Linked DNA regions of Mus musculus: region 2 is linked to region 1. The links are chromatin loops, found by intact Hi-C in ENCODE. Cell type or tissue: left cerebral cortex. All regions are shown on one strand. Links, peaks and the distances in the headings refer to the core of each region. The heading gives the core; the rest is flanking DNA. Region 1 has its middle 19 kb from the start of Stfa3. Region 2 overlaps Ildr1 (immunoglobulin-like domain containing receptor 1).

Region 1 (15,635 bases), core at 3,234-11,233:
TGAGAAAGGCTCTTCCCTGGGCACTGATAGACAGCTGCTAATAATAATAAGAGTTTTACTGAGGATTCTCATGCAGTCAGTTATGATTTTATGCTAAACTAACCCGGCTGCCAGAGCTGATTTCCCTATGAGGTTACTCCATTTCTGAGTCCATACTACTTCAGAAGTTCACTGAGACCCTCAAAGAGCCTAACATCACCCCAGATCTGGACACACTCTAGAAATGCTTTGATCTCAATAAAGACAGGGCTGTCAGCAGGCTTCTCCACCAGCGGGGCTCCCTATGTCTTCTGGGAAGTGGTGTCAAGCTTTGTGGGCTCCACTGAAGCCCCTAGTGATGTTGTGACCCAGGGTGTGCCCCTCCTTGGAGTTCACAGCCACACGGGTGACTGGTTGCTGAGGGTAGCACCAGGCGAGCTAAGAGCAGATGGTGCATCGGTGGCTGACCTGCTGGCCCTGGCCTGAGAATGGAGCTCATCTACTGGTCCATAGTGGCAGCCAGTTAAAGCTGCTTTGACATCTGTGCAGCTTCCTAGAGGCCCTTTGTCTTGCCCTCTGCATATGCTGGACACCCTTGCCTGTACTTCTGTATACCTGGCTGATACCTTTTTATCCTTCTAGTCCACTATGGCCTGAATTGAGTCCTTGCAAGGGACCACCAGAATCTCTGAAGGTGGCTCTATTTGGAGAAGAGGCAATTAAATTAAAAGAAGTCATTAGGGTGAGTCCTAATCCAATATAACCAGCACCTTCATATATAACAGGGAAGGGAAAACCACATGGAGGTATCAAGAAGTAGATGAGTCAAACCTAAGAGAAAAGCAGTAAGAGAGGAGACACCCTGATTTCAGATTCTAGAACTTCTGGGTGGTGTTCCTTGGTGGCTCAGGCACTGGTCTGTGGCTCTTTGTTCTGGCAGCCCCCATTTAGGCTGAAATGCCATCTCCTCAGGTCACATCCCCTTCCTCCACTGTCTGTCTCTGAAGTAGACTCCTGTGATTGCTGATATTTAGCAATTCTTCCCATAGTCAAGTGGAATAACTCTTTGCCATCCCAACCCCACTCTGCTCCCCTCGACCTTTGTCTTTCCTTTTGTCTAACCCACAGATAGAATGCATCTGTTTTGTTCACATTTCATACTCAGGGTTCAGAAGACATCTCACATATTTCAGACAGTCAATACTTGAATGAATGGATGCAAGACATGAGTGGTTAAAATCTGGGAGGTTAAGTTAAGGTTAACCAAAAGTCAGCAATGGCTAGAGCCCCTTCGAGCAACATTGAGGATTGGGGGCAATTCAGAGTGGGAGGGGGTCTGTCTAAAAAGAACCTCAACCAGGTTACAGCTCTTGGTTGAATCACAGTAGGCAAAGAGAGAGAGACAGAGACAGAGAGACAGAGAGAGAAAGAAACAGACAGAAAGAGAGAGACAGAGACAGAGAAAGACAGAGACAGAGACAGAGAGATGCCTGGCAAAGATCACACTTTAACTCCAGGGCCAGTGGAAAATGCTGACATATGCAGATAATTAACAAGCTGCCGAAGGCCAGATTCATCAGTGACAGGAGAGTTCTCATAACTCATAGTTTTCTGGTTATGTTGGGTATCAATTGCCATGTCTCCCTCTGGGCACAGTGACACCGCTTTATCTTATCTACAAGACTGAGCAAGACAGGGCATCTGTTGACTTTCCAGGGAAGTCAGGGTGGGGAGTGTGAGCAAAGCCTGGAGGTGTGGGGTGGTGCCAGGCAGGATAAAATCTGTAGGCAGTCACACCAGACAATTGATGGCTTAGACTCTCAGGAAGCCAGCCTACATGACAAATCTAGAGCCAGGCATGGTGGCACGTTCTGTAATGCCAGCACTTGAGTTTGAGGCCAGCCTGGGGCGTATAGTGAGATTAGCCTGAGCTGTGTAGTAAGAGCCTGTCTTAAAACTAAACAACACAAACCAAAAGCAAAACAAAGAAACAACAACAAACCCAAACACCAAACCACTGACCCATCAGTCAAACACAGATCATGAGTCAGTCTGTTGTTTTGTGGGAGAAGAGAAAACAGTAGTGTCCTTTGGGTCTGAAATGAATGTGTCAGTGACTTACAGCTTATGTTAATTTTCCACAGGACAACCAGGAAATTGAAGTATGATGAAGGTTTTATTTGAGGAACAAGGATGTCCAGCCACAGTCCGAGAGGGTCTCTAGCGTGGTTGCTGTTCCTAATGATGGTTTTGTGGATCCTTGGTCTGTGCTTTAAAAACCTCTTAATTAAATTATACTACACAAATCAAAACCTCAGCAAGTCCTTTAGACTAGTTTGTTATTTGCTTAGTTATTTTTGAAAATTTCTTCATTTATATTTTATATGCATGAGTGCTTTGCTTGCATGTCTGGAAGTACGTCACATGTGTGATGCCTGTGAAGGCCACAGGAGGGCGCCAGATTCCTTGGAATTGGAGTTACAGACCGTGATGAGCCTCCAGGTGGGTTCTGGGAACTGAAGCCTGGGTCTTCTGCAAGAACACTTGACTGCTGGCATACCTCTCCAGCCCCCATTTGTTTGTTTTGAGACAGTTATGGCTGTGTAGCACAGGCTACTCTGAACTTGCTCCATAGCCTAGTCTCAAACTCGTGAGTCTCCTCTTTCAGCTTCCCAAGGGCTGGGATTGTAGGCACGAGCCACCTTGACCAACTATGTTTAGCCTTGTATTTATTTATTTTTAAGTTTATACTTATTTATCTGTGTGTATTTGTGTGTTTGTACAAGCAAGCGTGCACACACTAACTCACCGTGGCATCCATGGGGAGGGCAGAGGACTCCTTGAACGGTTCGGTTCTCCCTTTCCACCGTGTGAGTTCAGGTCACTAAGGTCATCAGGCTGCGAGTGTCTTTCTGGGCTGAGTCATATCAGCTGTTTAAATAACAGTACTTTTGGGTCAGAGCCATGGCTTAGCAGGTGAAAGAGCTTACCCTGCTCCACACATGTGTCATGACACAGGAATGCCTCCCTCCCTCCCTCCCTGCGGTAAATACAATAAAATATGAAATAGCAATTGTTTAGGAGCTAGTACTGTGGCCCAGTTGGCAGAGTGCTTGCTTGGCGTGCAGAAAGCCATAGGTCTCATCTCCGGCCCAGCACAACACCAACTGTGGTAGACCTGTGATTCCACTGCTTGGGAGACAGTCGGGAGGACCAAAAGCTCAAGATTACGACGGAGTAAATTCAAGGCCAGCCTGGGCTACATGAAATGTCTTAAAACCCAAACAGCAGCAACAATAACAACTCCACCCAATGACTTTATTTCTCAGACTATAAAGATATCATGAACATTGCAGAGATGTATATTTTTTAAAAATGAAGAGAAAGAAACATAAACATTCCTTCTAAATTCTGCTGGGAGATTTCCAGCCTCTTTTTTTTTTTTTTTTTTTTTTTTTTTTTTTTTTTTTTTTTTTTTTTTAATGCATCCAAGTACTACTGACCCTTCTTGACTTCAGGTTCTACATATATAGATTCAACAAACTTTAGATAAAAAAAGATTTGGGAAATGGAGCTGGAGAGAGGGCTCAGTAGTTAAGAGGACTTGTTGCTCTTGCAGAGGACCTGGGTTTGGATTCCAGGGTATCACACAAAAACCTGCCATGGCAAATTGAGGAGATTCAACGCCCTCTTCTGGCCTCTCTGGGTATTGCACGAATTTGGTACATGGACACACACATAAATAAAAATAAAATTAAATATTTGGAAAAGCAACACTGTACTGAGCATGCTGAGACTTTTTAAAAATTATGTTTCTGTAAGTACTATAAGAATGATTTACATAACATTTATACTGTATTAGATAGTAACATAATCTGGAGATGATTAAATGTCTATGGGAGGGTTTGTGTGAAACATACGAATACTAGGTCATTTCATGTAAATGTCTTGAGCAGCTAAAGATTGTGGAGTGCTCAGAAGTCTTGGGGGTCAATCCCCTCTAAACACTGAGGGGCTGGTGTCAGGCTAGCATGAAATTATGATTGCGTGGTTCACATTGCCTTTATTGTTTTGATTGGCAGCGTTCTTAACATATTCTTTCACAACTTGACATTTTATCCTTTGACTTTTCTGTGGCATCTTCTCCTTTCACATTTGTGTTCCGCTTGTCCTCATTGTTTGAGGAGAGGGATTTATGTATCAGACAGCAGTTAGACAGATGTTCTGTTTCTGCGTAAGAAAGACAGAGACTCTGATTCCACGTAGGAGTCTCGGGGCTGGAGACCTGGCTCAGTGGTTAGGAGCACTGACTGCTCTTCCAGAGGACACAGGTTTAATTCCCAGCATCCACATGGCAGCTCACAACTGTCTGTAACTTCAGGACCAAACATTTGTACAAAGACATACATGCAGATAAAACACCAGAACACATTAAAAAGGAGGGAGATTAAATCTAGAATAGAGAGGAAGCCGCATTCAAGAGGTCTGCTTGAAATGACAATGGAATTTGAAAATATTTCCCTCAGTTTAGGGGAAAGAAATGGCCAAATGTACAAAAATCTCTGAGGGCTGGAGGGAACAAAGGTCCTAGCTAAACCAGAGAATCTGGGTCGGCTGGCCCAGGGGAGGGGCATTGTCGCCAGAAGCGTCAAGGCTCTATCTCATTAGGGGCATTCAGTGCTCACAACCACAGGGCTCCTCTTTCCTAACAAGGGCCCCTTAACAGTGAAAGATGCTCGGTGGAGATGGGACATTTACAGTCCCTCTGTCCTCTTAGGAACTGTACCATGTCCCTAGTCACTGCTAGCTTCCACCTGCCTATAATGTAGACATTTTACACACTCTCGTGGGAAGTGTAAGCTCCCGCCGTCTTGTTATTGTGTCTGTTCTAACCACGTGTACCGTGTGACAGCTCAGCTTTCTGTTGAAAGGTGGGGATCTCGTGGTCTCTGACAAACAAGAGTGAAGAGCAAGATACGGATCATGATCGTTTTCATACTTTGCATATTGATCATATAGAATGGTAGTTCTCAACCTTCCTAATGCCGCAACCCTTTAAAACAGTCCTCATATTGTGGTGACCCTCCAGTCGTAAAATTATTTTTGTTGCTAATCCATACTGTTACAAAATACATTACAGTCCATGTCTGATATGAAGATGGCCTCAGGTGACGCTGTGAAAGGGCCACTCAACCCCTCCACCCCCAGAGCAATTGCAAACGACAGGCTGAGAACCACTGATGTAGAAAGACAGACCTGAGGGGAAGTCTGCCAGAGATCTTACCTGGAACTTATTGTTCTGAGAAGTCTGCTAATTAGTTATTCTCCTCTACACAGTTCCTAGAAAACATATATTCTTCAACAGTACAAAGAAGGGTTTTACCACTGGAAATTCAATCCTAAATACCTATAAGATGTTCAGACTCTCAGATGTCCTGGGTGGGAATTAAGGTAACCCTGTAAGAATAATAGCAGCTATGTGCTGTCTTTTTAATTCTTATCTAATAGGAACTTAAAAATGAGATGGAAAATAAGGTGCAGATGCAGTAAAAGGAGTCCAATCCACATGTTCTTAAACAGTGAAAACTATAGCAATTAAGCCACAGAGACAGCAGGATGGAGCAGGGGTTAGAGAACTGTCAGCCCTGGGGCATCACATGCTAAATCTAGTTCAGGTCTTTATTTTTAAATACCCCTTGAGCTAAGAAGAGGCTTTGTATTTTAAAGACTTTTTAATTTATTTTTCTCCCCAAAGATAAGCCCATATACTTACTTTATTATGTACAAAGCCAAAGCACAAGCTGGAAAATTGCAGTGCGGGGGAGGGAGGGTGGGGGTGGGGTGGCGGGTGTGTCTCCCTAGTTTCAATGGCTGTATCTTAGAAAGCTGTAGTCTGACTTTGTTACAAGTTGGAGTCTCACAATCTTCCTACCTATTCCATTTTTGCCAGGTACACCACAGGGATGGTTTAAAACAGCCTGCATCAGAAGGTCTTGAAGCTTGCTATTGTTTCTCTTTTCAGGCCCTGACGACTCTCCAGAAGTCCCGGCAGCATGGGTGTGGAGGGCGGAGGAAAACCCTGACTCTTAGTTCTTGATTTTTACACTGTTCTGAGTCAGGTGTCTGTTGTTTTCTTTCTGAGCATGGGAATCCAGCTGCCCAGCGAGCTCCCACTTCCCTGCAGAAACATCGGGATTATATATGTGATACCATACCCAGCCTTTACAAAAGTTTTGGCGATTTAAAAGCAGGTCTTCTTCACCCTTGCGCAGAAACCGCTTTACCTACTGAGCCATCTACCCAGCCACTTTAAGTCTTTTTGTTAAAAGTAGTATAGTGAAGTCAGGCAGTAGTGGCACACACCTTTAACCCCAGTGCTTGGAAGGCAGAGACAGGATGATCTCTGAGTTCCAGGCTAGCCTCTTCTACACATTACGTTCCAGGACAGCCAGGGCTATATAGAGAGACCCTGTATCAAAATAAAAAAAAAATCAGAGCAGTGACTGTAGAAGTCTGCTTGCAGCCCATCTAGACAGGAACCTGCTCATTAAACAGATGTTTCTTCTCTCATGGAATGGCAAATTATTTGTTCATGCCTTTTGTGTATTTTTATTAGGTTTTGTTCTTTGTCTCTTCTTATTCCCATTCTTTACCACTCCCTTCCTCTCCTTACATATTTACTTTTATCCTAACAAGAAAAATAAAATTTTTATGTATTAGTACAAAATAAAAATTCTGAAAGGAAAACTGAAGGAATTTCTCCACTCTTCGCAGGCTTCTCCTGCAATTCACATAAGCTCCACGAGGTGGCAGCAGAGCTCCTGGCTATGGTTTCTACCGCCCATTTAAATTAATTTTTGTGTCAATGATAGTTCAGATTTTTTTTAAAAAGTTTTTATTGATTCTTTATTTCACAACATGCACACCAGTCTTGCTCGTCTCCTCCATTCCCTCATATCTGCCCTTTAGCCTTGCAAATCCTACCCAAAATAACACACAGGATCTGTTCTCCTGAGTGCTGCCACCGGTGAAAGATGGGGCAAGTTCCCCAGAGTGTCACATCCAGTGGTGGGTGCGGGTTGGGGTGGGAGTTTTGCACAGCCTCTAGACATCCATGTGTTCCCTGGCAGCTGCCCCTACCAGGAACAGCCCCCACGTTCTCTAGTTGTTAATATGAGACACAGACACAGACACCCCGACCCCTGCTGCTATATAGCCATGGACTCAGACATGACCCTCAGAGGCAGCTCGAGCTGGGACCTCACTGTGGTCTCAGGTGACAGGGCTGGCCAATCACAACAGGCTACTCCTCTCCATCCTCGAGTGTCCAGTTCCATCTCCCTTCATAGCCCAAGCTGCTCCACTTCTCTCTCTCTTGTCTGACCACCACATGCTGGCACAGTGTGATGGTTCCCGCTGTGGGGCAGCAAGTGGCGTCCATGGCCCTCCTTTGCTGAGCGCGGCAGGGCGGGTCCATGGGTGGCATGGAGGACCACAGGTTTCTGTCTGTCTTTCTCCTCCTACGCTGGGCTGCCTGGGTTGGATTGGATTAGATTGGATTTTATGAGTCCTAGGCATAAGACAGCTTTGCCCACCAAACCGGGCATCAAGCTAGGATGAACAAAGGACTGCCATCAGCTCTGCCCCTGACTGATAGAAGAACATAACCAAAGGTGTCTTTTTGCCCATCGCCAGGGGGTGACAGTGCAGATTTTAACTGTATTTTAACTTAAAACACTGATTGAACATTTTAAACATTAAACTATTAATTATTATTTGAACCCAGGCACAGAAACTCAAACTTTTTTTTTAGATATATTTACTTTATTATCTTATGTGTATATGTGTTTTGCCTATACGTGCATATATATATATGCACGCTACATATGCACTCAGCTCTGCAGAGATGGGAGGAGGGTGTCGGAGTTCCTGGAACTGGAGTTCCAGATGAGGTGTTTGCACTGGGGTGTTTGCACGTCCTTAAAAGCTGAGCCAACTCTCCAGCCCAGTGTGCCACCACATCTGGCTGTTGTTTTAATACAAATAGAAATCAGATATTTTAAAAAGCTTAGAAAGAAACTTGTGTCTATGTGTCTTATATTTTTTAACCAATTCTTAATCTTAGACTAATTAGAATGTTTATCCTTTATTCCCTGTTATAGCTTCTTATAGATATGTTAGTAAGAAGGAGGTGGCTTAGCTCTGGGCCTTTAGAGTTGATGACTAACTTCTTGTGCTGTCTGTCTCCTGTGGTGTATGGGATGTTGACATATAGGTAATAGTGGTCCTGATTGCCTTTATCACTTGTCCATAAGTTTCCATTTTTTATTTTTAGAGTTTCATTTCTATCTGTTTTGTTGGCAAAATCAAGAAATGAAATCTATGGGTTGCTGAGAGCAAAAATCCCCCCTCTACCAAACTGGGCTTCATCTAGAGGGAAACCGTTTCCCTTGGTTCAGAGAGTGACGTCATCCTATGCTGTGAGTTTTCTAACTGGAAATGCACTAAAGCTAGTTTACATTTGCCAAAATCTGAACTACTGCAATTAATTTTTTTCTTTCTCTCTTTCTCTCTTGTTCTTCTTATTCTTCCTCTTCTTCCTCCTCCTCCTCTTCTTCTTCTTCTTCTTCTTCTTCTTCTTCTTCTTCTTCTTCTTCTTCTTCTTCTTCTTCTTCTTCTTCTTCTGGTGGGGGAAGGACTGGTGTTAGAACTTAGATGTACTAGGCAGGCTCTCTACCACTGAACTATGTCACCAACAATACTATTAATTTTATTTACTAATTTTTTACTCTGTTGGGGATGCAATTAATTTTAGAAAGAAAACTCTGTAGAAGGAATTTAAAACTAAAATGTAAAATTTGGAATAAGAGTTTAATAAGTACCTATGAATAGTTTTAGAAACAAATTCCCTTAGCTTTTTAAAAATTTAACTTTTTAAGTTTTCATATAAGTCTATTTTATATGTTTCATATTCCACAGTTTTTTTTTCTTAAGATTTATTTTATTTTCATTTGTGTGCGTGTGTGCACATGGGTGTCTGAGAAGGCCAGAAGAGGGTGTCAGCTGCCCTGGAGCTTGAGTTACGGTGATTGTAACCTGCCAGACACTTGTGATGGGAACTAAACCCTGGTCCTCTGTAAGAGTCATAGACCTCCTAACCTCTGACCTCCTAACCTCTGACCTCCTAACCTCTGACCTCCTAACCTCTGACCTCCTAACCTCTGAGCCACTCCTCCATTCCCTTCTCTCTAGTTTTTATTGTAGAATTTCCAAACACCCAGGCAGACTATGCAACAAAGACCACTGAACCACCGTGTAGATCAAACAATTATTAATTTCTGTGATATATATTTTAGTATTTATTCAGCTCTTTCTGAAACTGTTCATCATGCATTTCTTAAGGACAAAGCCATTCTTCCACACAATCAGTTTTCTGAAACCATGAGAGAATTCACGACACTTCCTAAACTTCTTATAAAACTCTGTTTATGGGCTGGAGTGTTGGCTCAGCCATTAAGCGCACTGGCTGCTCTTTCAGAGGACACAGGTTCAATTCCCAGCACCCTCATAGCGGCTCACAACTCTCTAATTCTCTAACATGCTATCTATAACCTTCTTATAGTCTCTGAGGGCACTATATACACACACAGTGCACAGACACACATACAGGCAAAAAACCCTATACATAAATTAAAATAAAATATATAAAATCTCAAAAAAAAAACCCTTTTAAGACTGCATTTGCATTTCTAGTACAACAAGCCACATTTGGTGACACTGAGTCCCTTTAGATTCATGTCACCTAGAAATACCTTTTATTTTATTTATTTTTAAAAAAGAAAATTGACAATGCTGGAGATTAAGCCAAGGCATAACACTTGATAGTCAAGTGTGCTACCACTCTAAAATAGTCATAGCCTTAATATGTAATCTTTAAAAAATATTTAATGTGTGTGTGTGTGTGTGTGTGTGTGTGTGCACCTGAGTGCATGATGCGTACCGCATATGTGTGGTGGCCTGAGGAGGTCAGAAAAGGGCATCAAATTCCCTGCACTTAAAGATGTAGATGTGGGGACTAGGAATTAAACACACACACACACACACACACACACACACACACACACACACACACACACACACACGAGCATGTGGTCCATTCCTCTAACTCTGGCACTCAGAGGGTAGGTGATTGTATGTCTCTGTAGGTGTGTATCTCTTCTAAAGGAGGCCTGCCAGTGGCCCTTTAAACTGTGTTGGCATCTTGGATTTATCTGATTTACCTTTGCAGTGTTTAGTTTCGTGACTGCCAGTTCCCAGCAGCATGTGAGGTTTTTCAGAAGTGGCCGTGGTTTGAACCCACAGTCTTTTGGTTTGAACAAATCTTTCATGGCTCAGGAAGACTTGTGACCATACACTGTCAGATCGGGGAACCTCCTCCCACACAGTAGGAAGCCAAGACCCTGAAAGGGTAAGTGTCATGGTTTCCTGTTGTTGCTGTAGTGTGTTACCACAGACCCTGAGACCCAGACCTCACATGACCCGGAAGCATCATTTCACGTATCTGGAGATCTGCTTGATTACATCATAGTGCCGGCAGACTGGAGGCCGGCAAACCAGCCTCGTTCCTGGCTTCCGCTTTCCTTGCTCTATGGCCACTTTCACCTTCAAAGTCTCTCTAATTCTGGCTTTGGCTTCCCTGCCTCCCTCTTTTACGTGAAAGGACTCTGGAGATAACATTGGGCCCACCCAAAGAACCTAGGACACACTTCTGATCTCAGGGTTGTCTGATTAACAACCTAAATTCCACATGCAACCTCATTACTGGCCATTAACATAACAGGCTTTGCGGGCCAGGACATGGACACTATTGGGAGCCATTTTGCAGGCCACTCAGTAATTAGGAGCTCCTTACTAGGACTTTAACACGGCGGTTCTCTCAACCTTTGGGGGTCCACTGACCTGTCGCCTCAGCTCATCAGAAAACACAGGAATTTAGTTACATTACAATTTACAACAGGGGCAAAACTGCAGTTATGACGTAGCAATGAAAATAATGTTGTGATTGGGAGTCAGCACAGCATGACAGACTGTATCAAAGGGTCACAGCGTTAGGAAGGGTGAGATTCTTTAGCACACGGTACTCTCAGGTGCTTGTTTTATACTGGAATTCAGCAAAGGGTGGGAAGAGCTGAGCTCTATCCAAGGCTTAGTGAAAGAGGCATTGCAAGGATCATATGGTAACTTTAAATTTGGACATCCAGGGGGAGACATCTGAAGGACAGCAGTAATCTGTTCACCTAAAGACAGTGGATTTTAAAATATATTTATGTTTATTTCATGTGTGTGAGTATTTGCCTGCATGTATGCCTGTGAATCATGTGGGGGGGGGGGGCATAGAGGCTGGAAGAGGCAGTCAGGTCCTCTGGAAGTGGAGTTACAGATGGTTTTGAGCCACCGTGTGAATGCTGGGAACTGAACGAGGGTCTTCGGGAAGAGCAGCTATCTTTCCAGTCCATTTTTTTGAGACAGGGCTTTACCCTGTAGCCCCTACTGGTCTCGAACTTACATCATCCCCTTTCAGCCCTCTTAGTGCGGGGATTATTGTCCTCTGGGCTGCCATTTATCCCAAAGCTTCCCCTGTGACATATCCTGTTTGCAATGTAGGTTCGATGTAAACACCTCATGTCTTCTTGTTTCAAAGGTTCATGATAGAGCTTTTGTTTTTCCTTCCTCTTTTGCTGTCCCAGAGTTCAACCTGAGCTCTTGCACAAGGTAAGAGGGCATGTTTCCCACTGGACTCACACCTCCAGGGAAGGCACACCTCTAACTGAACTCACACCTCCAGGGAAAGCACACCTCCAACTGGATTCACACCTCCAGGGAGGGCACACCTCCAACTGGACTCACACTTCCAGGGAAGGCACACCTCCAACTGGACTCACACCTCCAGGGAAGGCACACCTCCAACTGGACTCACACTTCCAGGGAAGGCACACCTCCAACTGGACTCACACCTCCGGGGAAGGCACCCCTCCAACTGGACTCACACTTCCAGGGAAGGCACACCTCTAACTGAACTCACACCTCCAGGGAAAGCACACCTCCAACTGGATTCACACCTCCAGGGAGGGCACACCTCCAACTGGACTCACACTTCCAGGGAAGGCACACCTCCAACTGGATTCACACCTCCAGGGAAGGCACCCCTCCAACTGGACTCACACTTCCAGGAAGGTACCCCTCCAACTGGACTCACACTTCCAGGGAAGGCACACCTCCAACTGGACTCACACCTCCGGGGAAGGCACCCCTCCAACTGGACTCACACTTCCAGGGAAGGCACACCTCCAACTGGATTCACACCTCCAGGAAGGCACCCCTCCAACTGGACTCACACTTCCAGGAAGGTACCCCTCCAACTGGACTCACACCTTCAGGGAAGGCACACCTCCAACTGGACTCACACCTCCGGGGAAGGCACCCCTCCAACTGGACTCACACCTCCAGGAAGGCACCCCTCCAACTGGACTCACACCTCCAGGGAGGGCACACCTCCAACTGGACTCACACTTCCAGGGAAGGCACACCTCCAACTGGACTCACACCTCCAGGGAAGGCACACCTCCAACTGGACTCATACCTCCAGTTCCTACTCCATCCTTTCAATCTGTTAGATGTTTTTTATAATGAATACAAAGTGATGCAGCTGTGTGTGGAAATGTGGATCCATCCACTGCAGCATGGGCAATCTACCAGTGTCCACATGCCCTAAGAAAAAGGATTCTCACTCCCCCAGCAGGCACCAACTATCAATTGCTCCTTAGTTACAGATGAGGTTTTGAGGTCCTTATCCATGCTGGAATCTTGGCTGGCTTTATTTGATTTTGTACAGGTCTTATGCAGTTAATCACAGCTTCTGTGAGTCCATTAGTTATCTTTTTAAACACACACACACACACACACACACACACACACACACACACACGGAGGTAGGGAGGGAAAGAAGGTGTGAAAAGCATGCAAATACAGTACTCAGGCATGACAGTTATCTTAGAGTTTCTATTACTGCAACAAAACACCTTGAGCAACTTGGGGAGGAAAGGGTTTGTTCAGATTACACTTCTACATTGCTGTTCACCAGCAACAGAAATCAGAACAGAAATTCAAGCAAGGCAGGAACCTGGAGCCAAGAGCTGATGCAAAGGACATGGAGGGAGCTGCTTATTGGTGTGCTTCTCATGGCTTGCTCCCCTGCTTTCTTATAGGATCCAAGTCTAGCAGTCCAGGCCTGGCACCACCCACAATGGGCTAGGGCATCCCCCATCAAGTACTAGTTAAGAAAATGCCCTCCATCTTGCCTACAACTGGATCTTAAGGGGACATTTTCTCAACTGAGGCTCTCTCCTCCCTATAGCTTGTGTCAGGTTGACATAAAACTAGCTAGCATGGCATTCTCAAGAGAGGAAGAGGAGGGAGAGGGCATGGTGCTGGGAGGGAAACATATTGGTGGGAATCCAGGGATAGTTAATGGGGGATAGGGTGAATATGTTCCCATTATATCACACATGTATGATAGTCTCAAAGAATTCAAAGCAAACTATTATTCAATCTTTTCTCTCTGGTCAACTTCTATGGAAGCTCCATGAACTCTTTTATGGATGTCAGGGGTCTCATCTTGGAGTTTCAATGTATTAGGGGCTTGGTGATAGATAGAGGGACAGCCTCAAGGAAACTTTGCCAAGTTGGACTCAACTCCAACAAATAGCAGTAGAGATTCTAAACCATTGGGTGTGGTATTAGTAGAAAATTACTAAAAGGGAATTTCAAAGTTAAGGCTAAAGTGAGCTGGTAGGATCATTGTTGAGGGCAGATCATGGTGGTCATCATTTGAAGGCGGTTGTATATTGTTCACATAAAACAGCTCCTGTTTCAAAGAGAATAGGGGGTGCCTTATTGCGAGCCACATGAGTGATCATGGCCTGGGAACACAGGTTCAGATGGCTCTGAGTGACATGTTCTGCCATGGAATAGTGACCCGTCCAGCAGGTCCAGTTATTCGAGGATCTCGAGGGGATCTCCTCCTAAGAACCAAATGGGGGGTAGAGAGAGACGAGGGTCTTGTACGAATAACGACACGGAAACCGTTCTGAAGTTGTATCAAGACCCCAATGTATTGAGAAAGGTCCAAGGTTTAAATGCACAAGCAAAGGGGGAAGTACAGATACTTATCAGTGGGAGGGGTAGGGCAATACAAGCAAAAGGGGAAGTAATTATCAGTGGGAGGGGTAGGGCAATACAAGCAAAAGGAGAAGTACTTATGGGAAGGGGGGCAATAGAAATTCTTTCTTTTGGCAGCTACACCGGGAAGCAGGAACTTGGTGGTATCAGGGTGTGGTCAGGACACCGGTGATGACCCAGGGCTGGAACATCCCGTAGTTCTTGGAATCCATGTGTCGGTGGCCCGCTTTTGACCCTTTTCTTCTCAGGGGGAGAGGCCCAATTCAGAGATCAGGACAATAGCGTTGCCTTAATGGCTCCCAACAGAATAGTCTACATAAAATTGTATAGTACAAATTTTACAAAGCAGCTCACTTGATAACATCACATTAGGGGGCGTCATGAGAGGGGCTACAGTAGAACGGGGTCTCAAATGTCTTAGTTTTAGGGTTGGAGTGGAACATGGTAGTGAGCTGACTAAGTTCAGTAAGTAACACATTCCAAACGTCGCCTCAGGGATATTTGGTCAGCTTCAGGGGTTGGCGTGAATAAAGGAACAGAAGGCAACCCATGAACATGTTGGCCTTTAATCTGCAACCGCTCATCTCACAGTCACAAAGTTCTAGTCAGCCCGTCTTCAGGGTCTTCGACATCTGTGCTGAAGTCCATCAGAGGACCTTTGTTCACAGTAGCAAGGGAGGAAGACTTCCCTACAGTGAGCCCATCCACCAAGGATGGAGGTTAGTGCTGAGGTCAAGAGGAGAAACCTGGCAACATTTGGGTCAAAGTACAACCTCTTTCATAGTGATTCTCCCAGCCTGTGAGAGCAAGAACAGCTCGGGCACTTGAGATGGAGGTGCGCTGAGTCTCCCACTGAAGTGGTTGCATCAGGGGAAGAACATTGAGTATCAATGAGTACCCATATTAGGTCATTTAACCTCTCTGGTAGCTATTGCTACTTGGGAGAGAGCTGGCCTCCAGGCTGAGAGAATTTAGAGTAGTGATTCTCAACCTTTCTCATGCTGTGACTTCTAAATACCTCATGTGGTGGTGACCCCCAAACATAAAATTATTTTCACGGCTGCTTTATAACTGTAATTTTGCTCCTGCTATGAATCAGAATGTAAACATCTGATATGCAGGTGGCCTTAGGTGACCCGTGTGAAAGGGTCACAACCCACAGGTTGAGAAAAGCTAATTTAGAGTTTATTCTTTTGTATGTTCCTATTCCTAGGTCCTGTTCAGGAGAACTGTCTGGAGAGGCAAATGAACCAGACAGTGCAGGATATTTTGAAGAATTGAAACAAGACAGCGTTGATTTGAATAAGCTTCAGCACTAGTTCTCAACAGACCAGACTAGAAACGGGAAGAGATTTCCCTGTGCTTAGTTCTACTTCACCAAGCAAAACTAATGGGAAAAAAAAAAAATCAGAGAGCAT
Region 2 (15,635 bases), core at 5,076-13,075, 240 kb after region 1:
AGCTTAGGACTTTAGGAGGTTTCTGTTAAAATGTACCTTTGGGCTTCACTAGCTGTGTGCCACACATAGAGGCCAGACCTTTGAGGACTGCCACTGATAACCTTGAGAAAAATAAAAAAGAACTTCTAATTGTCTTTTGCTTTTCTTCAGAGGTAGAAGGAGATAAAAAAGCATCCAGTACTGAGTTTGACAGTGCAGGAGATGCTCGGTCTCCTCTGATGCCTGGTGCTTAGTTCACCTCCCCCAGCCCAGTTCTGCATGCGTGGACCGAATTCCTCCTCCACCCACTTTCCTCACCCACACTTCTCTCCCAGTGTTCCCTGTCCCTTCCAGTTCATTGCTCATTGCTGGTTCCTTTCCTTTCAACTTCTGTCATATTTGCTCTGTTATCTAAGGGAATGTATCGAGTACTGACGGCAAATACACTCACGGAGATTGCTTGCTCGGACATAAACTCTGATAAGATTGAGCTGGTGTGCTTTCTGTTAACCTGCTGAGTGGAGCCGAGGTGCGTGTGCATTTGCAAACCCTCAAGCGACCAGACTCCCATCAGTGGGGCACCAGGCCTTATACTCCCCAGCTGGGCTCTGTGTCCCTGTTTACTACCTTGTGTGGGTCAACTTTGCATTGCTGTTACAAAAGAAACTCAGCTTGGGAAGGGAAAAGGCTTGCACTGGCTCACAGGCTTGGAGGTTTCAGCTCAGGGTTGCTTTGAGGATTGAGGTGCGACTGTGATGAAACCGAGTAACTCAGCCCCTGGCAGTGAGATGGTTCAGAAGAGAGTAATCCCAGCATCCCTTAGTCTGCCCTCTTTGATAGCATGGCCAAGTGGTGGGAAACCTTCACTTCCTCTCCTCGGTGTTTTCACCGTCTCAGGAGTCAGCCTTTAACACATGGGTACTTTGGGACATCCCAAGTACATACAAACAATACCTTATGTCCTTCGAGCAGAACTTTATATGGGGTGGAAGGGGAAATACCATCTAGCCCCAACCCCCCAACCCCTACCATAAAGTCTGGATTCAAAGGAAAAGGTGCCATCTCTATTCTGTATGGATGGCATCATTTAGAAACTGCAACCTCTTTTTCCATTTGGTACCACACTGAATTAAGAACTATTGCATGTTCTGCATGCACTTGGGAATATATGGCATTTGGCTGGTGAGATACTGTGCCTTCATTGGTCTGCTTTCCTCTTACTTTAGGGTAGATGGCAGTCCCCACTTGGCACAGCGAAATGGTCTCGGAAAGTACCCGGTGGCGGGAAACAAAGAACCCCCGTCCCCTTCCCTCCTTCCCATGTGTTCTCATAGCTCATCTGAAGTTTCCATTCTACCCTTAAATGACAGGTCTCTCCACTCCCTTCCTCTTTCACAGAAAAGGCAAACTGTGAATGGGTTTGCCGGGGTATGGAGTGTAAAGCATTCAATCTACCCACTGCTTTTGCAAAGGCAGAGACTATCGTGATAGCTTACATTTGTATAATTTCAATTCTTTCTAGAGGATTTCCTTTAACATTCTGGTCTTGGTTGACATTAAACTCTTGAGTCAGATGAAATAAATCCAAAAGATACATGTTGAGCTCTTTGCTTACTGGGGACTTTTGTCATTCTATTCTGAGGCAGATAATGCCATTGTCTGATTTCCCATAGCTTAGAAATAATGCATCAGATCTCTAGAATGGGGGAGAATGGGTGTGTTAGGTTTGGAATAAAGGCAATGACTCCCTAAGCTTTAAAGTTTTCAAGAGAAAATGACAGAGACAGTTGAGTGTTAGGTGACAGACTGGGCATAGGAAGGGTCCCAGGATGAAAGGAAGCCAAGAATTTGAAAACTTAGCCCGGTGTGGTAGCACACGCCTTTAATCTCAGCACTCATGAGGCAGAGGCAGGTAAATCTCTGCAAATTTGAGGCCTTGGTCTATGAAGCAAGTTCTAGGGACAGTCATGGCTATACCACAGAGAAACACTGTCTCAACAAAACAAGACAAAAACAAACAAAGAAAGAAAGCTTTGAAAGGTTTCAGTGCTAAATTTGACAACAGCAACAGGTAACCAGGCCATCCATAAAGAGAACATTTCTCATTTAAATTTAAACTTTCCCAACCCAGATTCTGCTTGTTGTTCAGGTCTCACCCTAAAAAGCCTCATGTGTGGATCTCTGTGGATGTCCCGTGTGGTTTGTTGTGCAGAGTAAAAGTCAGAAGCTAAAGAAAAAGGAAGATGGGACAATCTTGCTTTAGAGATGAACTAATTACTACTTCCTTTCTCTCTGGCCCAATCTGGAAACTCCTACTGCTCATAGGGGTCTAGTGCCTGATGTCCACTTTGGAAGAGGAGCTCTGCCTGTTTAGGAAACATGGTAGTTTTGAGTTTTATTCCATCACTGATACTTATTAATTAGATATTTGCTGATAGGTACATGGGTCTGGGTTTATACCCTCTGAACTTTCGTCCCTCTGAATGACCAAAGCTAATCCCTATCGTGAAGATGAGTGCAAGAAACAAAGACCATCTATCCATCACTGGGTGCCTAGTACAGAAAGGTACAAGAATGTTCTGGTATCTCCTCTTCCTAAACTTCCCGACCATCCCTGGGTGTGTGTGTGTGTGTGTGTGTGTGTGTGTGGCAGAGTAGAGGCAAAGGCCTATGGTCTGATTGGGGTACTGTGGGGTTGGTAGATCTCTGAGAGGAAGCACAAATGAGGTTAATGCTCAGAACCTGTGAAAATCTGAAATGCTTTAAGCCTTGAAAATGACAAAGGATGAAGTGATAGAGAGGCTCGGTCTACAGGCAACAAAGCCATCACTGACGTTGGTAAAGGTGACTCGGTCACTCCATCTATGGCTTGCCCATAATAAGGGCTTTCATGTAAGAGGAGCTAGATGTGCATTTGGTAATCAAGGCCATCACCCATGATCCCATTCTTCTACCTCCAAGGGTTTAGAGTCGGCATTCTTCAAAGTTCTCCCCAGAGCACCTTCTGGCTGCAACCAAATTCCCTTTCCTGACCCTCAGCAAACACACATTCTTCTCTCCCAAGTGCTCTGTCTTTGCACAAAAGCTAACTGGAACTTGAGTGAGCTGCACCCTACCAAATTACCCTTCAGCCAAATAGAGAAGTTAGGGATTGCCAGCGCCTCTTCTTCTAACCTAAGGAAGTACATCAAGAACGCTGCACGGGGAGAGAAACTCCTGACCCTGCGCCCCTCAGAGTGACCGTGGCAAGCCACCAGTCCACATGTTGTCCATATGCTCCTTCCAGGATCATAGGTGTTTGTGTGTGAAAGAGAACATTGGAAGGTGCCATGCAAAGCCAAAGGGTTTGTTTAGAACATTCAAGGCCCAGCTGTGAGGAAGGAGGAGCAGGACTCATTTTATGTAAATGTAAGAATAGCGTTGTGTTGTCTTCCCTCCCTATAAGGCCATAGCGTTTCCATTCTGCCGGACCCGGGGTCTCAGAATCCTGCAGCTGGCAAGGCCGGTGATTCTTTCCTACCAAACTCTTGAAGGTTTATTCTGAAAATGTTCTTTTTTTCCATTCACGGTTGAGTAATACAGCGGAGCACACCCCACCCCTCCCCCCATGGTCTTCTGTTCTTCTGGGATGCCATCAGTAATTATCCTTGAACTAGAAGATAGATGTGTCCTGACTCCACCCCATACACCCATAACCCACTCACCACCTGTCCTGCCTAATTACTTGCCTCCCATAGGCTCCAGCCTGATTGGTTCCCGCCAGGCTCCCTAAACAGCAAAACTTCCAGAAAAGCAGCTTAGCGCCTTCATTTCCTTCCTCCCTGAAGCAGCAGCCCACCCCTGCCCTACCCTCTCCCTGCTTCTGGTATGCGGTCTAAAAACCTACCAGAGTCTTTAGATTTTAGTCTTTACATTTCTTGCCTCTGCACAGTCTTCATACATAGCTTCCGCCGCTAACGTCAAAGGGTGGTAACACAGACTGGCCAGGTCACATCTGAGTGGCAGAGCCTGCCCTGAGCAGTGTTCTGCTGTCTCCTCAGAGATGTGAGAAATGCAGAAGAAGGTGCCCATTGTTAGCTAGGCTGGGAGCTCTTAGGAGACCCTTGGCCAAAGATGAAGTGGTCAGTGTAGAATCATGCTGCGATGTGAGTCTCGGGTTCTTCCAGGGTCAGAGGTGTTCCGTTCACCTGAAAGCCCACTGTTAGGTCCAGAAATTGACCTTTGAGTCTTTTGTGGAAAGTCAAGTTATAGAGCTAACTCTCCTTCATAAACTGCAGTTTCTATGAGGACATAGTGTCTTCTACACATGGCAGTAAGCTGAATTTGGAAGTTTCTACATCATTTGCTATCATGATAAAATATCCCAGTTTTCTAAACACGATAATATGCATACTACTGACTGTATGTAAGATGTCATTACATGGCACAAACTAGTATACAATGTAGAACTGAATAAAACAGTGATGTTCTTAAGGAGAAGAAAAAAGGCCCATCCAGGATCTTGGGGCAAGGGATGACTCAATGAACACAGGCTTGCAGGTTAACAATGCAACCCTGATGAAGCTGAGAAATTCAATCTCGGGAACCCACAGAAAGGTGGAAGGAGAGAACCAAATCTTCAGAATATTCATCTGATCCCACCCTTGCCTCCCCCGATGGTGATGGTGGTGATGAGGAGGATGGTGGTGGTGGTGATGATGATGATGATGTTAAGATCACTTTGCTGCCCTCTAAAGGGATGGCTCAGTCAGAAAGGAAGGCTCTACTGAACGAGCTCTGCTAGAGAGAGCAAGAGGGCAGCATGAGCAGTGGAGTCCCTGATTGGCCTTCTGCAAGGACATGGTAAAGTCGGTGCCGGTTGAGTATCTCTTATCTAAAGTGCCTGGGGTGAGAAGAGTTACAGACTGGGGATTTCAAATTTGGGGAAGTTTGTGTAGTCTTTGTTGGCTCAATATCCTGAATCTGAAAATGTGAACTCTGAGATGTTCTAAAATTAAAGAAAATGCTTTGGGTGTCACATTGGCACTCAGAAAATTTTACGGGTGCTGGGGAGTTGGTTCAGTGGGCAAGAGAGTTGATTATACAAAGCATGAAGACCTGGGCTCAGATTTCCAGCATCCATGTAAAAACTAGGTGTGTCCATGCACGCAGGACCCCAACACTGGGGAGGGTGAAGACATTTGCTGGGCGTTGTTAAGTGCCATGAAATGGCAATTTCCAGGGATAGTGAGAGAACCTGTCTCAAGGGAATAAGGTGACATGGCGGAGAGGAATAGACAAGACGCCCTTCCTCTACATGGAGTCCACAGATAGTCACACCACACATGTACATGACAAAAAAGAAAAGCGAGGTTAGGCTTCCAGAACATTCCAGATTTGGGGGTTTCCAGATACAGGATGCTATCATGATCCCCACTCAATAGCTGAGGAAAGAGAAACTAAGCAAGAAGTTCCTCTAGTGTCGGAGTGAAGAACTAGGTGTGATTTGTGTCTGAATCCAGAGCCTGGCGAGGTAGCCTTTAACAGATAGCCTATGCCAGCTGTTCTCAGAGTTCCCCCTGGCATAATAGCTTACATATCTCCTGGATACAGCTTTTCTTATTGCTCTCATGGAAATCTGTTTGAAATGTAAGTTCTTGGGCCTCTCCTAAGTCCTGCTGCACTGGAAACTCTGGACAGCCTTGAGTACCGTCGATCTACACTAACCCCCACCCACCCCCACCTTCCAAGGAAGACCTCCTTCTAATGCAACTTTGAAGCATTCCAAGATACTGGCTGTGGACGGTCATCTTACCACTCTACCATTCCATCTGGTGACTGTGTGTCACCTAGCTCCTAGTCAAACTGTAATTTGGCTACTGTTATGAATCAAAATGTAAATAAATATCAGTGTATTCCCAGAAGTCAGGACCCACAGAATGAGAACCACTTAGTCAGATAATAGTCTGACTTTTAGGAAACTGAGAAACCATTTTTTCCCTTTTCTTCCCTCCCTCTCTCCCTTCCTCCCTCCCTCCCTCCCTCTCCTAAGACAGGTCTCACAATGTAGACCCACCCAGCTGTAATTCTGGGAAGAAATGGCTGTACTACCTGAGCCTGGCCTCAAAGGGGAAACCACTTTTGGAAGAGAAGGGACGGGGGAAACTGGTTTTAACTGGATTACTACTCTGCTTCAACTGTGGCCTTATTTAAATACAGTTCTTTTATTGCTATGGGTGTGTGGTTATTGTTGGACTGGTGCTGGGTGTGTTAGTGGACTGTGAATTCTGGGAAGTTTTCCTGACTCCCCCCCCCACCCCCACCCCACCCCCATCGCCCTTCCCCCACACCTCCTGGTGCTTAGGGTCCTTTCCTTCTGTATACTCCTCACTGGAGCCTGTGTCTTTGAGCTCCCAGCCAATGCTAGGCTGCAGGGCAGCTTTTGTTCATTTGCATGGCTTTTATTACTCAGGAACAAACAAAAGTAGGTCACCTTTAGCATTGTCTCCTGCTCTTGCCTCCAGGGTGTCTGTCCTTGCTAGTCACAGTCCAGCACACAGAACGCTATGTTACTCTGTTTGCCTCCGTTACCCTCAAGTGTGACTACACCACCTCTGCCCAGCTCCAGGACGTGGTTGTGACATGGCGCTTCAAGTCCTTCTGCAAGGATCCCATCTTTGACTACTTCTCTGCCTGTGAGTAGCCCCCTTGTTCTGCCCATAGTCCCAGGCATCTGCGGGCTATCATTGGGGTCTAGGGCTCGTTACAGATCACTAATTGTCATCCTGAGAAGAACCTGCTGGGCCACTTTATTTTTTCAGATAAGCTGAACCCAGGTTGCACAACGAGTTGTTCAAGGCCAAATGTCAGTTTGTTTACCCCATGTTGTCCTAAAACCATTTCAGGCAGCTCAGACATAAAAGACCTAGCCTGTGTCCCTCCTATACATTCCTCATACAGACCAGCTCTGAGCCATGTGGGACCTCAAGTCAGCCACCATTGTTTGGAAGACCCCAGCTCGCTGTCACACTTCGGGTAGGGGAGAGCTCTCTGCCTCCAGTCAGGCTTTGGACATCTCAGACAACAGTGGTGTACAGCTCCTCCTTAACTTTAGCCAAGTCCTGCTTCTCAGCAAGGACTACCCCGGCTCTTGCCTCCAGGCTCTTCCTTCCCAGATGCTCATTTCTAGCCTCTTTCCGGCATCAGAGGAACCTGGAGCCCCACAGTCAGCTTGGGGTGATTAGACCTATAGAGAGTTTGAGGGTACAAACAAGAAGGCAGCCTGCTTGGGGGGAAGGAAGTGGGTGTTCTCAGGAAGTAAGGGCACGACTGTGGCTCCGGCAACTCAAGCTTTACAGTACGACTGGACAGAACCCCCCCCCCCCCCCAAAATCTCACCGAGTCTCCTCACTTAGTCTGATGTTAGCACCGAAGGAATCTTTCCAAATTGAGGCATTGATTCTTCTGGGTTAAGGGAGCAAGCGGGAAGTATTGGTCACCTGGTAGATTGAACAGCTTTGAATTCTCTGTTGTGAAGGTTGGGAGAGTGAACCCCCACTGGAACAGAAACTGGGCGTGGGCATTTTGTAAATAATGCAGACAGGCTTTGGAAACCGGGCAGTCAAGAAGGGGCTTGGAGGCTTATCGATGCGATGCAAGTGGAGTTCCCAGTGGTCAGCCGGGACTAACAAGTCAGATCCTACACCTGACTCGCGGACTCTGAATGCTGAGTGACTTGGTGTTCTCTTTTCAGCATACCAGGCAGCTTTGTCCCTGGGCCAGGACCCCTCCAATGACTGTAGTGACAATCAGAGGGAAGTTCGCATCGTGGCGCAGCGGCGTGGGCAGAGTGAGCCCGTGCTGGGGGTGGATTACCGGCAACGCAAGATCACCATCCAGAACCGTGAGTATGGCGGAGGAGGCAGGGGAACTAGGGGTTTAGGAGGATGTAGACGCCGGCCGGGCAGGGCAGGCTGAGTCAGCAAGGGATTCCCCTGATCTTCTGGGGCTCGATGACTGAACTGGTCACTGTTGTTTAAAGCCAAGTGCCAGATTCTTAGAATGTTTTCCACCATCTAAAGCCACTTCCCTGGAACTTGGTCTATGGATGAGAGGATGTTCTACAGTCTTGGTTAAAGGTCAGGGTGTCACTGGTTCCTTTGTTTTTTTGAGATTCAGGCTAAAATACAGATCTGGCTCCTTTGACGCAATTTTAGAAATTGTTCTCACCGCCCCCCCCCCCCCACACACACACACCAGGTTCCTGAGGTCCCCTCAGCCATTCTTCATACCTATACCAACGGAATTGGGAGCTGGAGGGCAAGTGGCTTCTTTGAGACCACTGCATCCCCGGGTAGAGGAAACAGTACTGGCCTGGGTAAGCGTCGATGTGTTTCCACGCTCAAGCTGAGCTACCAGCCACAGGCCGGCCATTTTCTCTGCCTTTTTCCTCTTATCTGAGAGAGAGAGAGAGTCCACATAGGATGGGGCCCTCCCGACACTGCATTAAATACAAAATGCAGGCACGGTCTAGGAGCTGGGTCGAAAGCAGGTCCTTTCTTTGTACCTGACACAGGAAGCAGCCCTCCACAGCCGGATTCAGGTGAGGTGGCTGTTCTGCACTTACAGGGAACATGAAATTGGGCAAGCACCTTCAGGTTTTGGGCTGTTTGCCTCTGGTTCTCTTAAGTGAGACTGATTATAGAGCCCGTCTCACAGAGAATTGTGACAGTGTGACATATTGGACTGTCAACATGGAGTGGTGCTCCATTATCTAGTCAGGGTGTTTTTCTGTACACAGGATGGGCTAGTACCCCTCACTCCTAGCCTGCCGTCCTGGATTCCTATGAAGTTATAGAGTCAGAACACAGAGACTATTGCAGTGAGCTTTATGTGCTGTGCAAAAAAAAAAAAAAAAATTGTGGGGATGAAGAGATGGCTTAACAGCTAAGAACACTAGCTATTCTTCCAGAGGACCCAGATTCAGTTCCCAGCTCTTATATGGTGGCTCACAACAGTCTCTCCTTCTAGGGAATCTAACTTACTGGGCATCAGGCATTCAAGTGGTATACAGACCTATATAGCAACACACACATACACACAAATTATATAAATAAACACAAATCAAAAATTCAAAAGAAAAAAATATTTGTAGGGCCAGAGCGCTCACTCAGTGACTGACAGAACTCATTTTGTTAACCAGAGAACACAAACTCAGTTCCCAGCATGTTCAGGCAGCTCACAACCACCTATACCTCCAGTTCCATGGAGTCCAGTGCCCTCTTCTGGCCTCTTCAGCACTGCACTCACATGCACAAACATACCTTCATGTGAACCCATTTGCACACACACACACATACACATACATACACTCAAATAAAAATAATAAAAATAAATATTAAAAAATATTTGCTGGTTATAAGAGATTAAACACACAGTCGTCTACTTGTGGTACCCAAACAGTATAGGGAATTAGTGAATATTTTACAACCATTTAAAGGGTCAACTTAACCATTGCTTCTAATTTTGTAACACTTAAATATGATCTCTTCACACTCATCCTCTGGTTTCCACAAGGCAGCCCTTGAACTTTTCGCCTAGGGACCGTCTGCATTTCTCCTAGTGTCCCTGTGCACTCTTAAAGACTTTGCTGGCTTTACTTCCTCAGAATTGGCTCTGATCGGAGCCCTGGGCTCACATCTTTAACTAGCCAACCTCCTTTAGAGTTTCTGGAGGATGAGAACTCCCCGTGGAGAGTCTGGAGGACATCTCTGCTCTTGTGTGTATGTAGTTGTGAGTGACACCTCTCACTACCCCTCCTCCTGACCATGTTTGGGTCACACCCAACCTTGTTCTCTCTCTCCTAAGGGAAAATAGTAGTTTTCCTTGGGTTTCACTTCTACTTCCAGGCTCATCTTGATTTCCCAGAACCCTTATTTTTCTGACACTCTCATGTCTGAGTTTCTGCCGTTTATGAGGATCCTGCCAAATAAAGTCATGGATCGTCTAAATCCCTAACATATCTGAAGAGCCTTGCCACACTATTGTGTCTCAGAAACCGTTTGAGACTCCAGGGATGGTGGGATCAGATTGGAAGTGCTCACTGAGCACCGTCATCGTAGTACCTGGTGGAGGGTTAAGCTTGTTCATGGGATAAGTGGTGGGTTTAGACGGTCACGGGGAGAAGAGTGCGTCTCGAGGACTGACGTAAAGGAGAAGGAAACAGAAGTCAAGCTCTGCCCCAGTCTTGCGTGACCTCACGTTTTTGTTTCAGTTCCTCTGCAGATATTTCTTGACAAACAGGCAAGAATGCGTTGCAGATATGACCATCGACTGTGCAAGAGCAAACCCATGATGCTGAGGCCTGATCTCTAAATTCTGAGATAAGCTGGCAAGCCATGTCTTTGGGAATTTGACTGGCTTTTAAGCCAGCCAGGAGAAGGGCTGGCTCCTTTTCAAAGCTCCTGTCACAGAGTTTGACTTAACAATTTGAGTAATTGGGCTTTAGTGAACATTGGTCAAATTTGCTTACATTGAAAGTATATGTTAAACGTTGGCTGATCTTAATTGGGTAGCAGGTATTCATGGGAATGTTGTTTCCTTTCCTGGTAACACTCTGAAAATACTGGGCAGATTTCCTGTGCTCATTCAAGTTCAAAGCTGTCCCTTAGAATACCAGAGCGAGTGCCCGGCGTGGTGGCGCACTCCTTTAATCCCAGCACTTGGGAGGCAGAGGCAGGCGAATTTCTGAGTTTGAGGCCAGCCTGGTCTACAGAGTGAGTTCCAGGATAGCCAGGGCTACACAGAGAAACCCTGTCTTGACCACACACCCCCCAAAAAAAAGAATACCAGAGCGACTTGTTCATCTTGGAATGGCAATGGGTCCAGACTATGGAGTTTTCTAGCCTTTTTGGAGAAGAAAGCAGGGCTTAGTGTTGAAGAGCATCAATCTGTGGCATGGTCATGGGATTGAATCCACTTGTGCTAAGCGCTGACTGCATGTTGTTGGTACATTCCCTTAGCCTCTCTGCCTTCATTTTCCTTATCTGAAATGTAGCTAAGTAATCATGTAACCTTTACGATGGGTATTACATTTGATGGCAAATAAGCAGAAACCAGAAATATTAGTGGTTTAGTTTGATCCCATGTATAAATCGGAAACACACAGTCCAGACCTAAGCTGATGGCTGCATTCCACTAAATCCTCAGGGACCAAGTTCATTTCAGCGCACCCAGACTGTCATCTTCTTTCTAGATGTCTTGGTTCTTTTTTTTTTTTTTTTTTCTTCTAGAATAAAATGCCTGTGGGCAGTTGCCAAGAAAAGAGGCTTATCTATTTTATCACTTCGGTTGCTTCAAGTCTAAGAGTAGATGATGCCATTGGTTTGGTCTCATGAAGGCTCATGGCTGGGTCACCACTATGAGAACATCATCATAGAAGTGCTTACAAGAAGCAGAGCTCACATGGGAATTATAGACCAAGGAGCACAAAGAATCATTCTTGTTCTTCTGTTACAACCCATTCCATTGTGAACTTACTGGGGGCTGTGTGTGTGTGTGTGTGTGTGTGTGTGTGTGTGTGCCGTAAGAATGACTTTAATATCTTCTCAGGGTAGCACAGCCAAATGACCTAATTACTGTTCTAATTTCCATCCCTTAAAGATTCCACTACATTCCAACAAGGCCAAAGAGAACCATGGAGTCACCCCAAGACACCCCCAAGACCAAGTTCTCAGCACAAAGGAGATGTATTTGCCCCAGAAGGACAGAGGGCAGAGATAAGGAACAAAGACAGGAGATAGAGGAAGAGGGAGACAGGGAAGGGAATACAGGAGAGGGGAGAAAGGGGGCATAGGAGAGGGGGAAGGGCATTTGTCTCACAGGGTCAAAGGACTGTCTCTGGATAGAGAGGAGACAGTCAGGACCTATAGGCAAATGGCCTAATTTCCATCCATTAAAGATTCCACTACATTCCAACAAGGCCAAAGAGAACCATGGAGTCACCCCAAGACACCCCCAAGACCAAGTTCTCAGCACAAAGGAGATGTATTTGCCCCAGAAGGACAGAGGGCAGAGATAAGGAACAAAGACAGGAGATAGAGGAAGAGGAAGACAGGGAAGGGAACACAGGAGAGGGGAGAAAGGGGGCATAGGAGAGGGGGAAGGGCATTTGTCTCACAGGGTCAAAGGACTGTCTCTGGATAGAGAGGAGACAGTCAGGACCTATAGGCAAATGGCCATTTATAAAGGTAAAATGAGAAACCCTATGTTTTAATTGGACATATTGATTAGGTGAGCCAAAGGGAACTTTTTCTAGAAAAAGATTTATCTATTTATTTATTTAATGTATATGAGTACACTATAGCTGTCTTCAGACACCAGAAGAGATCATCAGATCCCATTACAGATGGTTATAATACACCATGTGGTTGTTGGGAATTGAACTCCTATCTTCTGGAAGAGCAACCGGTACTCTTAAACACCAAGTCATCTCTCCAGCCCAAAGGGGGCTTTTGATTGGTGGGCTTCAATACTTTCAATACTAGCTGGACCTAGGTAGTCAGCCTCAGCATGTGGAAGTGACCAAATAAGGAAATGGATCTTGGTGGTTAGCTTTAAGGATGCAAGCTAATGGTCTTTAATGAGTCAGAGGGACTGGGAGAGAAGGGCAAGGCCTGTCAGAGTCATGTTTGTGAGCTGGCTAGAATTCTTCCAGAGACCATACTGAGGATTGAGCTTCCTACACATGAAACACACACTCAGAGTGTATCCAGTCCCTAGCACCCAGGGAACAAGTGAAAGAGATAAAGAAAGGGAAGAGTGTTCACATGCCATTTTTAGGAACAGTTCCTGCTGTGTCACGTGGAAGAGAGGATGGGCAATACTGACTTTATTCTACATGGTCTCTGTCTTAGTCTATTTTATGCTCTGTTATAATGGAGCTCCTGAGACCAGGTAACTATAATCAGTTGAAATGCACTAGCTTATGTTTCTAGAAGTCTGGTGAGGGTCTTACAGATACACCATCACATAGCAATAGAAGAGAGCACAAGAGGAGACCACACCTATCATTTTCTGTTTATTTGTTTGTTTGTGCTTGTTTTATTGAGATAAGGTCTCATTATGTAGCTCTGGCTGTCCTGAAACATGCTATGCACACGGATAAACCAGGCTGGTGTGGAACTCATGGAGATTTACCTGCCTCTGCCTCCCAAGTACTGGGATTAAAGGTGTGAACCACCACTCCTAGCTATACTTACAATTTTAAATCTCTCTCTCTCTCTCTCTCTCACATACACACACACACAGAGAAAGAGAGAGAGAGAGAGAGAGAGAGAGAGAGAGAGAGAGAGAGAGAGAGAGAGAGATTTTTATTTAACTTCCAGGACACAGTCCACCAAGGTCCTAATTCCTTAATACTGATAAAACCACAACTTTCTTTTAGAATGATTTTGAAAGGGAACGAGCATTTATTTACTTAAACTATAGCAGCTGCATGCACAGCCAACAATTCTATGATCCTGAGGAAGGGAGCAACATCAGTGAGAGCCAACTAGGAATCTCTACCTCACCCACAGATAGGGATATATGGTGAGGATTGAATGAGACCACATATCTAGATCCTTATCAACTAATAGTGGGGTACAAGGGAAGGTGTGAGGAAGGATCTCGGACCCCTTTGTCATCTACCACAGGCCTTCTTAGAAAGCAGAATTCTGAGGTCCTGAAGATACCATGCCCTGGTAACTGGCACTTTCCCCTTCTGTCCTACACAGGAGCAGATCTTGTGATTAATGAAGTGATGTGGTGGGATCATGGAGTATACTATTGTACCATCGAGGCTCCAGGAGACACGTCAGGAGACCCAGATAAGGAGGTGAAGCTCATTGTCCTGCGTAAGTGCTGCTGCAGCCTCCCTGGGCCAGCCACCAATAGATATTGCCTGCAAAAGTACCCACCAATAGCAGCAAAGCCAGAAACAAACAGATCTGTGTTACTGTCATTGGACTGGGGACCTCTGATGGCCTCTTACTAGAGCTAAACTTTTTTGCCAGTGTGTCACTAGGCCTTACTAGGTCAATGGTTGTGTTTACTAGTGTCTAAGATTACTGGTTTTCACCCTGTGAATTGAACAACTCTTTCACGGGGATCACCTAAGACCTCTGCAGAACACAGATATTTACATTCCAGTTTATAACAGTAGTAAAATTACAGTTATGAAGCAACAATGAAAACAATCTTATGGTTGGGGGTCAGCATACTATGAGAAACTGTATAAAAGGGTCACGGCTTAGGAAGGTGGAAAACCACTAGAGTTGGAGTAGAGACATCCCTCGGATGATTTATTTAGTTCCTCCCCTTTTGGCTTCTCTCTACGGCAGATTGGCTGACAGTGATTTTCATCATTCTTGGAGCCCTCCTACTCCTGCTGCTGATTGGTGTATGCTGGTGCCAGTGTTGTCCGCAGTATTGCTGCTGCTATATCCGCTGCCCCTGCTGTCCTACCCGCTGTTGCTGCCCTGAGGAAGGTGAGAGAACAGAGTGGCAGTGGGTTGGTCATGATGGTACATGTGCCCTTTACCCCAAGTATCTCAGGTTAGTTCCTGGCTCTTCTGGGATCTCCTTTATACCTTCTTCCTTTACAGGCTCAAAAGTCTTGGGCTGTACCTGTAAATGATGATCAAGAACTCTCTATATTCATAAAGAAGGTGGCCAATAACAGGGTTTCTACCTATAGAGTTCTTTTTTTAGTAAACAGATGGAGTTGGATCATTTTCTTTTCGTGTATTTGAGCAACTCTTCCTCTCCCAGGTCAGAAGTGGAATAGAAAATTCCAGCACTCTAACCATGCCTTGGTGTCTCCATCCCAAAGCTCTCTAGAGACCCCAGCCAGCAGTCATGTAATTAGTTCATGGAAGATATTCATCTTTCTTGAGGGCCCAAGGATTTTAGGAGTTATATTTCAGAAACCAGGGACAGAGACAGAGTATGTATCTTATTCTGTTATACTTTCACAACACTACTTAGAGATGGGATGAAAAGAGCAGGGCAATAGGAAAAGTATTGAAACGTTAGTTCTCAAACTGAAGCTCACACTGGGATCATGTGGAGGACTTGGTCAACATTAACTACTGCCCCCTCCCCAGCTTCTCAGCCAGTGGGTCTTGGGGAGTAGGGCCAAAGAATGTGTGCTTCTTAGACATTCCCAGGTTCTGTGAATCTAGTGGCAGGGAAAAGGAGATGGAGAAGACAATTTGGCTCTTAGTATGAGCTTTCTTTGAACTGAAATTTCATCCTTTAAAAGAAACTTTGGACCAGCAAAATAGATTAATGGGTAAAGTACTTGTTAAAACCCACATGGTAGAAAAAGAAAACTCTCTCTCTCTCTCTCTCTCTCTCTCTCTCTCTCTCACACACACACACACACACACACACACACACACAAAATACACAAGAATAAACATATAACAAGATGATAATATACCCTAAAATGTAAAGCTGCAGAGTAGATGATAAAAGCAAAAGAATTGAGGCAGTGTTCTACAAAGTTCTTTCCTGTGTAACGAGATGGGAGTCAAATCAACCGTGTAACTGGAAGTTTTCTTTTAGTGTATTGGTTTTAAGTAATATTTCCTTTTCCTGATGATGTAAAACATCATGTGGTAGAATATCTGAGA

What was found. Hi-C counts contacts between places; a loop is a spot of excess contacts. Peaks named below come from ENCODE experiments on the same cell type or tissue, not always from the same donor. Only the 100,000 strongest peaks of a DNase experiment are listed, where the experiment ranks them.
Region 2: it touches region 1 in a loop (2.3-fold over the local background); 26 of 42 quality-filtered maps call a loop at or near these places.

Annotation. Positions count from the first base shown.
Region 1 is chr16:36,466,618-36,482,252 of GRCm38, forward strand. No RefSeq gene overlaps it. Among named protein-coding and RNA genes, the nearest start is that of Stfa3, 19 kb to the left of the region's middle. In left cerebral cortex, for the core only: CTCF peaks have their summits at 3,668 (motif pointing left) and 6,777 (motif pointing right); DNase peaks (open chromatin) are centred at 3,653, 6,793 and 7,072.
Region 2 is chr16:36,701,768-36,717,402 of GRCm38, forward strand. It overlaps Ildr1 (immunoglobulin-like domain containing receptor 1), which reads left to right. Exons shown (of 8, transcript NM_001285788.1): 2 at 6,483-6,653; 3 at 7,712-7,861; 4 at 13,734-13,853; 5 at 14,340-14,486. Among named protein-coding and RNA genes, the nearest start is that of Ildr1, 16 kb to the left of the region's middle. In left cerebral cortex, for the core only: a CTCF peak has its summit at 9,228 (motif pointing left); DNase peaks (open chromatin) are centred at 7,726 and 7,873.